Linked DNA regions of Mus musculus: region 1 is linked to region 2. The links are chromatin contacts, found by POLR2A ChIA-PET in ENCODE. All regions are on one chromosome and are shown on one strand. Each heading gives the region's core, a stretch centred on a gene start or an enhancer-like site at or near the end of the contact. The rest is flanking DNA. Distances are from core to core; before and after follow the strand shown. Region 1 overlaps Dock4 (dedicator of cytokinesis 4). Region 2 holds the start of Ifrd1 (interferon-related developmental regulator 1).

Evidence for each region. ChIA-PET counts read pairs that join two places held with the same protein, here RNA polymerase II (POLR2A).
Region 1: POLR2A ChIA-PET joins it to region 2 with 24 read pairs in embryonic stem cell. The contact joins the enhancer-like site here to the promoter of Ifrd1 in region 2. POLR2A ChIA-PET finds 5 or more read pairs at or near these places in 4 of 5 experiments (Patski and embryonic stem cell).

Annotation. Positions count from the first base shown.
Region 1 is chr12:40,832,683-40,839,464 of GRCm38, reverse strand. It overlaps Dock4 (dedicator of cytokinesis 4), which reads right to left. Exons shown (of 53, transcript NM_172803.2): 46 at 6,701-6,782; 47 at 6,230-6,350; 48 at 5,008-5,089; 49 at 4,735-4,844; 50 at 2,763-2,835; 51 at 911-1,024. Among named protein-coding and RNA genes, the nearest start is that of Immp2l, 190 kb to the left of the region's middle. Within about 2 kb of position 2,348, at least 1 of the 3 ENCODE cell types and tissues checked has a DNase peak (open chromatin) inside an H3K27ac peak, as active enhancers do.
Region 2 is chr12:40,218,389-40,224,550 of GRCm38, reverse strand. Ifrd1 (interferon-related developmental regulator 1) reads left to right here and starts at 1,362. Exons shown (of 12, transcript NM_013562.2): 1 at 1,362-1,682. The coding sequence starts at 1,595. It overlaps Mir1938 (microRNA 1938), which reads left to right and starts at 1,740; the gene lies at 1,740-1,839. Gm7008 (predicted gene 7008) reads right to left here and starts at 1,187. Exons shown (of 3, transcript NR_045157.1): 1 at 998-1,187.

The DNA of each region.
Region 1 (6,782 bases), core at 1,099-3,598, 610 kb before region 2:
TCAAAGGATGAGAAGCTACGATGTAGCAAGTGACACCGAGTGCTCAGACTAGGGCACTCTGCTGAGGAAATGGTACCACATTTTCTTTGGTTCTTAGGCCGGCTATACCTGGAAAGCTCCAGCGATGTAGGAAAGTGCTGACAAGATCTGGTTACTGGAAAAGGCAGTCAGTTCAAGCTTCTCTTAAAACTGCTCCGCATGCAAGTCACCAAGCAAGTGGTGTATGTTCAGAGGGAAAGTTGGCCTTTTCCCAACAGAAGCTCATGAAAGCCAGCTCTGCTTCTGTCTGTGATTCTCTGGGGACCCAGGGCCAGGCTGGAAGTTTCCCAACCATTTTCAGCACTCAGATGTTAGTGAGCAGAAGCAGCCCACAAATGGCCTGGTAAAATGCTGGCCCCAGCCTCATTTCAGGAACATAATCTACTGGCTCAGAAGACCTGAGGCTAGACGTACGTTAGGATGTGCTTCGTGAGCCACAGTTACAAGAGATGCAGGTCCACGCTTTAGCCCTTTGAGCAACACCACTGCCGGAAACAGAGCTCTGAGAGCAGCAGATAACTCAAGGTGTCAGAGGCTCCTCAAAGCCACTGAGGGTTGGCTCTCGAGTCAGCTGAAACATTGATGTCATCGGGGAAGATTATAGAAAGCGGCCGAGTTAGCAGAGATCAGTGCAAGCGAAGGGCAGAGGCCAGTGGCCCATCAAGCAACAAGGGTTGAACATGGAGCCAGGAAGAAGATGGCATGCTCAAATTCTTCCGAGGGGCTTATTAGAAGGGACTGTTGTCTGACTGTATGGCAGAAGAACAGGGAAAGGAGGAGCCAACTAGAGGCAAATGATGTTGCTAGCAAACTGAAATGCTCAATATACTTATTATATGAAAGTGATTATTCAAATGCTTCAAATACCCACCAGTCTGTGTGGGCCTTGGAGGGACAGGGGGAGAGATAAGTTTCCCACTGTCCGACATGTTCTTGGCTTCTTTCCCACTGTCCAGGCTCCAGCTGCTAGGGGTGGGATTCACAGCTGGAAGGGAATAACACAGCTAAACACACAAGAGCCAGCTTTGCCTTTCAAATGCTTGAGATCTTAGGAGTCTGGCAGAATTATCCAGAACGTAGTCAAAAAGACCACAAAACCTTAAGCAGTAACCAAGCAGGACACTTCCCCAATATTAAACCTCTCTCTAATTGGTTACCTAACAGAGCTGACATTTAATTGAGTAACAGCAGGTCTCTTTATTTCCCTCAAGCTGTCAAACAGAACTGCAAATCTCTATGCCAGGGAGTAGCAACCTGCTGAGAATTCCAAATGTGTTTAGATGCTGAGAAATAGATGGAAAATATAGTCATCAGCCTATTTGTAGAAATGTCTGAACAAATGGCCATCTAAAGGAGGTGATGAGGCAAAGGGCACTCTCTTATTTCAACTGTGTGGCAGAAGTACCAAGGACAGGGTTGAGGGTGCCACACTGACCAGTCCTGTCAGGAAAGGATGAGTTCCAAATGGACAGATTACACTAAGTAAGTCCTGAGAAAACCACTTGGACTGCTGATAACGTCATTGTTACTTTGCAATCCATCTGCTCCAGGCATCACGGTGTAGGAATATAGACAGCTCTGCTAGGAAGCAGGGCAGGACACACAAGGTTATGAAACACTCCACAATGAAGTTTCTAATAGTAAAACCAGCGTTCCCGCTTGCTTCCCGTGCAGATACTGCCATCTGACGGACGCAGTGAGAATTGCCACGTTTTATTCCTCCAAGTTACTGCTTTGATTTAATGGGGTGGAAATATTTTAAACATTATTTTTTTTTCTCTATTTCTTTTATATTTGCTGGGTAGTTTTCTTTAGTAAAGTTGGTAAAAATAACAGCACATCCCTAGTTTCTCCTGGTGAAGATCAATGCTTGACTTACAACATTAAAGCTAATTCCATGCTTTAAAATAATTTTGGCTAGGCCCTCACTAATTTTCATCTCCCTTTGGGAAGTTTTAATGTTAATCTATCAGTGTACCAAAATGGTAATACAGCCTAGTTCTTAATGGGGGCAATTAAAGTGCACTTTACTGGGACATTTCATTAGTGAGTCTTGATTCATTAGCCTGCGAGACTGCTATTTTTGAGGCCTGACCCTGAGAGGCAAACGGGTGACTTTGCAAGTCCCTGCACCCACAGTGGAGGAAGCGACATTTAATCTGCTCTTCCTGGTCTGTGTGTTGCTAATTGGCTTCTTAGCTCTATGCATGCATTTGGTGTGTGCATCTTATTTGTGTGTGCTTGACCTTGAGGCGGGCCCCACTCCATTATGCGTCTGATCGCAATGCTTGCATGGCATTTAATGGTACAAGAGCCTGTGTGAGTGACCACCAACAACAGTTGAGCTGGCTGAATATGAGCTTTGTGAAGGAGACAATGGATGGGGTCTGTGGAATCAATCTGAGGAGTAGCTACTTTCATTGTGTGAACTAGTGGCTTAATTGGCAACTTTGCTTCAGGGAGAGCAGGCTTGGCCTGGGCTCGCTGAACAACAGAAAGCCATTACACAAAGGAGCTTCTAATTTGCTCAGAGCTTAGGAGTTTATGGAGAATGGATCATGATAAACTGCCTTTCACTAATTGCCTAAAGATCACACTCACCCTGATCATTAACAGTCTAGAGCTCTACCTGCCACACGGCACACAGAAGACTGGGGGAAATGAGGACACAACAAACCCTGACACATTCTAGGACCTACAAGGGGTGGATGACTGGTACCCACCTTTCTCAGGTGCAGAAAGGTTGGGGTCACTTCGAGGCAAGGCCCCATCTCCAATATGATTAAACAGCATCCTCTGGAAAGGGAGAAGAGTCCATTTTTATGATATAATATGCTGAGGTAGGATGCCTTTTAGAAAATGAGATGGTTATCTCCTTATGAAACTCTTTGCTCAAAACATTTTCTATATGGTATAATGAGCCTAGGAACAAATAATTAAACTCTATTTAAGGAGAAAAGGGGAAACAGAGTCTTAGGTTTTCTGAAAGAAACATAATAAGAAATGGTGTTTTACATTAAATATAAATGGTAAATAATTACTCATAATAAACATAGGGAAAATTAATAGTAAGAATTCGCTAGGTATGATGTTCTTTACAAGTGTATACTGCTAGACTGGCAGTATGACATGAATAAGAATGAAAGGAGAAATATTAATTTAAAAACCTACTATATAGACAAACTTATAGTTCAAATACTATAATAGACAAAAATGAGCTAATGAATATTCTATAATTTTAACCTACAAAATTACCAATATTACATAGCTCTACCTAACTCATGAAAAGAAAAAGTGGAAACCTACAGCATTATACATTATTATAATTTTGGTAACATATATACTGATTCAAATTTTACCCAAGACAGATAACTCAGGACTAATCAAGGAAGCCTTTCAGAGTTTCCCATGCTGGCACATGATCTCTTAGAGCAGATGAAACAAACTGAAATCCCCTTGCAATGCCAGTGACAACGGGAAATAAAATTGGTTAGCTGGTTCAGGCAAACGCACTCAGAAATCATTTCTGCAAGACATCAGTGCTGCGCAGAGGAGGTATCCTGGGCCTTTCGGGAAGATCACACAATCAGCAAAGATAAACCAATCAAGCCAAATCCCACTCGCTCTCATCCAATTCCAGATGCAGCTACAGACTTCTGCCAGGATGGTGTAGAAAAACAGAGAAATTAGCTGGAGCAGAAACAAGGAGTTTTCTCTGCTCTTAAAATTAGTCCCAAATAAACTGTGAAAAAAACTCAGGGATACAACACGAATCTTCAACTTCGTACCCACCCTCCAATGCACATACGTTGCCCCTGGACTGGGCCTGTGGCCCATGCTCACTCAGGTTTTTGAAAGCGAGGTTTGAGTGACCGGCGGAACCACATTCCCTAGCTCGTATGACATCTCCAGGACACAGCCCCTTTCCTGGTAATCCATGGAAGATCAATGGCAAAGGCAAACAGATTGCACCTACATTCTTGGGGAAAGGAGTCAGCTGCAGCTCTTCCCAATAGCTATGGACAAACAGGAAGGTCTGGGCAGAAGCAGGAGTCTTCCCCTAAATTCAGTTGTTCTTCCCTCCCCAGACTTCTACTCATACACATGCAAACACACACACAGATGGTTTATTCACTGGCTTTTCCTTGGAATGTTGTTGTAGCAGCCATGAACCAGGTTGAGATCAAGGGCCAGGCAGTCCCTCTCAGTTTCACTGTCAGGGCTGTGACCCAGATATCCCTCTAGAACAGTGGTTCTTTAATCTATGGATCCTGGCCCTATTGTGGGTCACATCAGATATCCTACTCAACCTGTGGGTACCATCAGATATCATGCATATCAGATATTTACATTATGATTCATAAAATTTACAAAATGACAGTTATGAAGGATTTATAACAGTAGCAAAATTACAGTTAGGAAATAGCAACACAGTAATTTTATGGTCGGGGGTCACCACAGCATGAGGGACTATACTCAAGGGTCACAGGATTAAGAAGAACCACCGCTCTAGAAGGATGAGTCAGATGGTGCTCCAAACAATGGGCAGAGACCAGAGGTGGACTGACAAGAGTCTTCTTCCAACTGGCCTTGTCACTGGTTGCTTTTGGCAGGCACTGTATGAGTCCAAAGAGATTCACACACAATCCCACACTCTCCCATTCTCTAGCCTCTGATTCCCCCACAGGAGAGTACCTGAGAAGGCTCCACGGGTGTTGGGTAAATGGCACTGCACGGTCTATCTCTTGGGGACAGGCAAGAGTTTTCTCTGGAATGTTTGTGTTTGTCAGACAACAAAGGCGAAGCTGGGAAGAGAAACAGACATTATCAGTGAGCTAGCCTGTGGGGCCTTAGTGAAAGCCAGAGTGGTGTGGCAGCTGCCTACAATATGGGCCACTGAAGCCACAGTTCCCAGGGCCTGGAAACATCTCAGGGCGCCAGACAGGACATCCCCAACTCGGCACTAACCTCTGGCACTCGACGGAGCAGAACTGGTCACATTAGGTGAAGCAGAGTGAGTGGAACTCAGGCTTGAGGTAGACGGACTGGGCTGGAAACACAGGGCACTACTGTCATACATGGCTAGGAGCTTTCATTCACGACATTTGAAGCAAGACACCAACATTCATTTCGTTTTCAAATTAGCAAAAAGAAAAACGGAAACCCCAAAGGCCACTTAGAAACAGAGCAAAGTCTTAGGGATTCAGACCAACCATGAAGGTGGCCTGGCTTAATCAGGCCTGAGAGTTCCACTATTGCTGAAGGAAGGAACACACATGTAGTAGTTTCAGCTCTAGTCCCCAACCCCGTCAGTAGCCTTCCCTCCCTGTAGTATAAAGAGAAATACTTCTAGTCTTGGGGACATACATAGGGAAGTATTTCTAATTTTCATTTATTGATTGACGGGGAGCATATATGTGCCACAGCATGTGTGTGATTGCATGTGTGCATGGCATGCAAGGGGAGGTCAGAGGACAGACAGCCTGCAGAGAACTTGAGTTAGTTCTTTCCTTTTACTGTATATGCTTGGTGACAAGTGTTTTGCCCACTAAGCCATCTAGCTGGCCCAGGTGAGTGTTTCTAAAAGGCACACAATCTGCCTTCTCCTTGGCTTCAAAACTCTGTTCAAAGCATACACTGGGAGTCACATTGTGGCTGTTTCCAAAGACAGTACTAGGCTTATTTTACTACCACAAAATAAAATGCTTGAAGACTCCCATGAGTTCTAAAATACCTACAAAACTATGCATTTTCTTCCATTTTTTTATTACAGAAAATTTTCTTATATAACTATGCAAATTTTATACTGGGGCTTCAAGCCACAAGGGAACTCATAAAGAGTTACTAGAGAACAGTAGGAGGCAGCTAGAGTATGTCAATTTGATCCAAGAACCCAGGACCCAGAAAGCAAAGAACTACCAAGATCAATCTGAAAGCTAAGCCGGGGCAGCCTGCCTGGTCTTTGTAATTGGTTACTTATATGTTCTTAAAGCGATGGGCATTTTGGAGAGACACATCTTTGTGGATTCCAAAGGCCAACAAATCGATACTGAGAGATCTTAAAAGGTTGGTCCTTAGGTCAAGTTCTTGCTCGAAGGTCTGTTCATGAGCCCAGCGGGATGGACAGACACTCTCATGATGCAGACAGAAACGGAAATAGACATAAGCAGACAAAAAGCTAATGAAGTACCTGCATGTTAAAGACTTCATCAGAGCTTTCTGATTGCCCTGTAATATTGCTTACTTCAGCAGAGGCCTGTGAGGACAGCGAGGACGAGGAATACCGGTTGACAGCTGGGTAACTTAATGGGCTGTTTCAGGAGAGAAACAACAACAACAACAACAAAACCCAGTTAGTTGTTAACTCAGCCTTGGAACTGTATTTTATCACATGCTGGCATGGCATAAAACCGAAGGGGGAAAAAGACACATCTCATTTTGTTTTCTCCTGTTTGCTGTGATATAATAGAATGTTTGAGTTTATTTATTTCTCATGCTGTCACTGTTTTTACCAGGGGCAGATGTCTGCAGCTGCCTCTTGGCTTAATTATTTCATTAAGAAATAGAGAATTTGACAAATTGTACCATAAAGAATGAGAGAACCATTCCAGATCATCTTGCAGGGCTGGCAAATTGTAAGGTAATTCAAAATACGACTTACCTGCGTCTAGGGATTACCCTGGTACCATCTGGACTCATGGAAGCAGGGGCTGAGTTTCTACACACACGAGGGCTTCCATTGG
Region 2 (6,162 bases), core at 113-2,612:
AAGATGGGGGGTGGGTTAGGGCATTCATGAACAATGAAGTCAAAGTAACAAAAAGAGCCCTGTACTGGAAACGAAGACCAGTTGAGTTCAGGAGAAGAACAAGATATCTAGAAAGCAGTGAGAGAGGCTAGGTTAGGAGGACTGGCAGTCTGTGAGGTTCTGGAACAACTATAAACATAGGTGGATTAGTCAAACAAGACACTTGAGTAAATAATCAGCCTTCCTGGGCATGAAACATTGAAATGGGTGACCTGGTATGAACTGAAGCTATGTATGGCTAGAGATCAAGATACAGCCCTGAGTTTCATTTTAAAATCAATTGCTGGGGGGGGGGCACTATGAACAAACTGAATAAATTACGGTGAATAAATTACAGAATATGGGGGAAGATAATATATTAACTATTAAGAATATGGCAGTAAAGAAAAGGAGAGAAAAATTTAAGTTGGCTTAAGGTACAAGAGGGACATTAAGACGGAGAAAGACTTACTATCATCACTTGAAATAGAATGAAGCCGAGGTGAGAGGTGGAGTGCAGAGTGAGTCACTTGCACGAGTCAGTGAGTTTGTTCTGTCATATGGACAGTATAGGAACCTACTAGCAGCTCCTGAAAACAGGACTGGGTGTTGCGACACGGAAAACAGATCAACGGGAGCACCTTGAGAAAATAAACCCCTTTGCGACTGTTGATATAACTCATGTATGTTTTGCCAGCTGCGAACTTCTCATAAACTCTTATCCCAAACTGACCTCCAAACTGGCAGGTGGAATCAAGGTCACATCTTTGTAAGAAAATCTGAGACTGAATCATCAGTCTCGTTATTTGAGATATTAGTCTAGAATATGAGGTCCACGAACAATACAAGTTGAAGTAGCTGAAAGCATACTTTTTTTGGAGGGTGGGGAGCCCACGTCCCTAAACCCACAGGAGGGTATGGTTGTGCTTGGACAGGGGCCTCATATTAGCAGGGGAAAGGTTGTTACACGTGATCTTACAAGCTGACGTTCATCAAGCTGCATAACTGCCGCATGGCTCATCGCGGTGACTACCCGGGTGAATTCCAGGGCGGACGCCTCGTTGGGACGAGGTCACGACGCAATCGGACTGGGAGGAGCCCGGAGAAGGCCGCGCCCTCTCGCTAACTACATCTCCCAAAGCTCCACGCGGCCCTAAGGCATAGCAGCCCAGGCACCGAGGGCAGACTGAGGCTCTGGGAATGGGAGTCCGAATGCAGGCACCGCCCCAGTGGACGCCGCGGTGGGGAGATCTGCAGCGATTGGCCAGCGAGCGATGGAGGCCCGCCCACGCATGGTGACGACAAGCCGCCGTCTGGCTACTTAAGGCGTCGTGGTCTGGCCACCCCGCCTTCGCTCCCGCGCTAGAGAGAAACATGTATCGTTTCCGCTCGCAGCTCTTCACGGGGATTTCTGCTGCTGCTGCTGCCGCTTCTCACCCGCGCCGCTCCTCGCCTCTCTTGTTAGCCCGAGACTCGCCTCTCAGCCGCCCGCCGCACAGACGCACGAGTAGACAGTGCAGCTCCATCGGCTGATCCTCGCTGAGCTCCAAGTGTAGGCGGCACCGGGCGGCCCACGATGCCGAAGAACAAGAAGCGGAACGCTCCCCACCGCGGTGGCGGGGGTGGCGGCGGCTCCGGGGCAGCGACGTCGGCGGCCACGGCAGGTGAGGGGTGTCCCCACGCCCGGGAGCCGGCTGGCCGGCCGAACGGGAGACCCCGGCCTGGGGCGCGGTGGGACTTGTAGTTCGGTCTTCGCTTCGGACGCCCAAGTCTGCATAGCGCGTGGTACGGCTGAACTGCAGTTCCCATCATGCCCTGGGACTCGCGCTTCTTGAGCTGGCACGCGGGAGCAGTGCTGGAGCTCCGGCCCTGGGGGCGGGGAGAACTGGGACCTTGGGCCGGAGGGAGAGTCAGAATAAGGGTGACCAGGACTTGGCGTTCTTCCTAGACGTCGCTGCCTGCTGTCCGGTTCTTTATCGAGCTAGAGATGGGGCGGAGCGCCGGTGGCTTGCCGCTGTTGCGCTGCCTGTGGCGCTCCCTCCAACATGGAGTTCTCGGGAGTGTCAAACGTCCAGCGGGCTTGGACCGGCTTTTGCGTCACGAGGCCTGAGCTTTGCGTGATGGGGCCAGGGTGACGCAGAGGCACGAGTGGCTTCCATCCCGCTGTTTTCCTGCGCGTCTCGCAGGTCCTCTAAGGCGGGGTAGAGGCGTCGGAAGCCATGGCCACCGCCCCACCCTTAGCGTGGCTTCCACTCCTAACCCGGTACCTGCAGAAACCGGGAGCCCCCGCAGCCCTTGTGCTGCCAGCCTAGCGACCGCGTTCTCCTTTGTGCTGCATTCTATAGGTTCCATGCAGTGATAAGAGGTGGTGAGAAGCCGAGGTTGCAATTGGCTGGAAAGTTAGGGATAAGTTTTTTTTTTTTTTCCTTCCATGCTAAGACAAAGCTTTTTCTGGATGGTTAATTGCTGAACTGAATGTACGATTCTCTTAACATATGGTTGAGAAGAAAAAAAAATGATTGCAGCCGAAGGTCCCTTCTACAAGACTGCACACAAGACATAAGTCGAGTAGTATTGAAATGGGTAGTCATCTCACTAAGTAATTGTTAAGATTATGGAGTTGAATATTGGAATGCCCCCAGTCGTTCCACACCAAGATAATAGCCATTAGGTATTTGTTGACCTAGCTACTACTCTTTGATCATTCGAATGATATTAGAAAAGTAAATGACCAGTTTTCATGTTAAATATTGGAGACTGGCAATGCAAAAGTTTTCCTCCAGGGTCTGGAGAGCTGAAAGCTCTTGATCATGTGTTAGGTGATAACTGGCTGGGTATGGACTATTACAAATAGAAATGTATCTTTAGATATTTTTTCCCTTTCTCCTGAATGCGTGGTGAAATTCATTGTGAAGTTATGAAATACTGTTCATGTAACCTAGTTGTGGTTGAATCAAGGCTCCTGCTACTTCTGTTTAAGCTTTCCCTCCTGAATAAATACCGGAGTTCTTTCATAAAGTCTTACTAGTCTTATTAAAGTTTTCATTTTAAAAAGATGAAAACAATGGAGAAACACTGACAATTTGGAAACAGATGTTAACAGAGGTCTCCACCTCACAGACACCCTTCCTTTCTGTAGTTTCCTGACAAGTATTGTTCTTTTCTTAGGACAGACACATTTTGCCTCAAGGTGTATTGACCTGCCCTCAGACTGCATCAGTGCTGTCTTTTAAATTCTTTTTCATAGAAAAGATACGAGTTTAAACACTGCATTTTAGCATATGTAATGTAAACACTTGAAGCATCTATAAAAGGAAAGTAATTGATTTGGTTGTTGAAACTGCAAGCTTTGATATTGTTACCATAAAAGCTACCTCTAGCAAGTGGGACTGGATGAGAATGCTTTTCTGTAATTTTCTACTTGAGCCACGTGTGTTTTACTTCCTAAATAGTTGAGTCCGAAAGGAAGTTAGCAAAAATTTTACTTAGAAACCACTTTTTCTATTGAAGTTTGGATGACAGGGAGAATAAATCTGATTTAAGTGAATCTCTAGGGTCTTGGATTTTTATTTATATTCTTTGTAAGTAATTGGAGAGTTGTAGGAAACCAAGAAAATTGATCTCACATGCATGGATAAGTTTACACAGCAGTGTTCTGATCTGAGGAGTGGATTTTCACGTTTTATGTTTTCTTTTTTGTTTTTCTCATTTTGTTTATTATGACAGTCTCAGTCTGTAGCCTGCTCTGGAATTCACTGTAGCATCAGCTGTTCTCAAACAAAGGCAGCTTCTTGTCTTAGACTTCTGATTGCTGGAATAGCAGACGTAAAGCCACAGATTTAGCAGGAAAGACAGGGTTTTTAAGGAAAAAAGTTTGTATAGTAAGACTCTGAGAAATAAGGAGGACTTCACATATGTAGAGTGCCTGCTCGTTATTAGCTCAGGATTACAAGGTAAGCTTGACCTAGATGTTAGACATTCTTACGAGATGAATTTCCTTGCTTTAAGAGTGCATTTACTTATTTGTGCGTGAATGTGAGCACACCAAGACATGGATAGGGAAGTCAGAGCACAGTTTCTGTGTGGATCTTGGGGCTTGATGAACTCAGGCCAACAGCTTGGCAGCAGGCACCTTTTCCACTGAGGCGTCCTGCCAGTCAGTCATTCCTTGCCCTTTCAAACCCCTTCCTGGAATCATGAAGAAACCAAACCAGTTAGTTAAGAGACAGAAGCTTAAAGTTGTGTACAAATAATCTTAAACACAGGCCACATATGAACAGTTTTAAAATTACATTGGCTTGTATGTAAATATGGTAAGATTCTTCAGAATATACTCAGCTGTTAGCATAATTTGTCATGAGGAAAGATCCAGAAATAGGCTGGTGTTTATTTTTTCCTAGCACAGTGATTAAGAAATGTTGGCATTGGTGCCTCACTTATTCTCTGTGCTTTCCTACTTTGATCCAAGTTACTTTGGTATCAGGCAAGCAGATTTCAAGGTCACTTGTTAATTTAAAGTTTTGCTAACTTCTCTGCATAGGGTTTTTTTAAAATTTTTTTTTAGCAACTTATTTAAAGGAAAATTAGCCTAACTCTAACAGGCTTAATTTTAGAGGATTTAATAAAGTAAAATTAACACCCATTAATCCTAGGATTTGAGAGGCTGGAGTGGCAGGAAGATTGCAGGAGTTGAAGGTTAATCTGGGTTATATAGTGAGATTGGTTTGCAGAGCCCGACTGTTGCCCCAAACTGGAATAAATAAATAAAAGTAAGGTAATAATGACAATAAAAATACAGGAACTTATTTTTTTTGAGGAATTTGATTTTTATTCAGACCTAAAGTTTAAGTATTAATCATGATGATGTGTGTATAGAGGTGTTAATAATTATACATTAAAATATTTCTGGAGAAATTGAAGTTCTAAAAATATGCATTCAAATAAAATGCTCATTAATCTATATTTGTTTATAATTTTTCATGATGAAATTAATATATGTACGGGCTTTTGATACTTAACCTTTTCCCCCAGTCTTTGGTGGGAATTGGTTGGCAATGATTGTCTGCATCTATACACTGTTACATCAGTTTATTATACATAGTAAGATGATTGTATAATGCTACTTAATGACATCTTTATGTACTAGTAGAACACTCCAAATTTGTAGTATAGGACACATTATTTTCTATACTCCTGTATGATGTGATTGTGTTTTGATATGCTTAGTATTGAAATATATTTCTGTAAGATTGCGCATAGATTGTGCATAAAAGGTAGTAGGTGAAACCTTTGCATAATAGGTGCCAAAGGAAGAGGTTAGGCACATTGGTGGGTAAATGAGATTGACTTCTGTTGTGTAGTTCATGTTCATTTTTCTGTATTCTGTCCAGGTGGTAATCCTAGCATCTCTTCTGCAGAATGTACTCTGTAATATTAAAATTACTAGTTATGTATTCTTTGATTTTACTAATAAAAGGAAATTAAGTGCAGGTAAATCAGGCTGCCCAGGTCACTTTATGGTCAGAATTTGAGACTCATTTTAGCTCAGGACTCAAAGTAATTCATTACTTCATAATTTTTAAGTTAATGTGTGATCCCTCAATTATGAATTTATTCTGAAAATATGCTAGTTAAATTATTTTTGGTAATAGCATTGGTATTTTAAAACTCTAGGATATGGTTAGAATCTTCATTTTATTTTATTTGAGCTTCGAGACAGAGTCTCACTGTGTAAATCTGGCTGGCCTGGAACCACCCCTATGTAGCCAGCCTCAAATTCAAGAGACCTTTGCCTCTTTTGTCTTCCAAGTACTGGGATTAAAGGTTTATACAACCACAGCCTGAGTTCCTTTTTTTAAAAAAAAAAACGGGAAATTTTTTTTTTTTAACTGGCAGATGGCTAGACAGCTTTTGCAGATAGGAGATCTGAGTTCCTGAAGCCCATGTATAGTCTGGATGGCATAAAAATCTATAATCCTAGTGTTACTATAGAGAGTTGGAAATAGGGGAATTCCAGAATTTTGCAGTTTACCACACAGTATTTTTTTTCTTTTCTTTTCTTTTTGTTTTTTTTTTTTTTGAGACAGGGTTTCTCTGTATAGCCCTGCCTGTCCTGGAACTCACTCTGTAGGCCAAGCTTGCCTT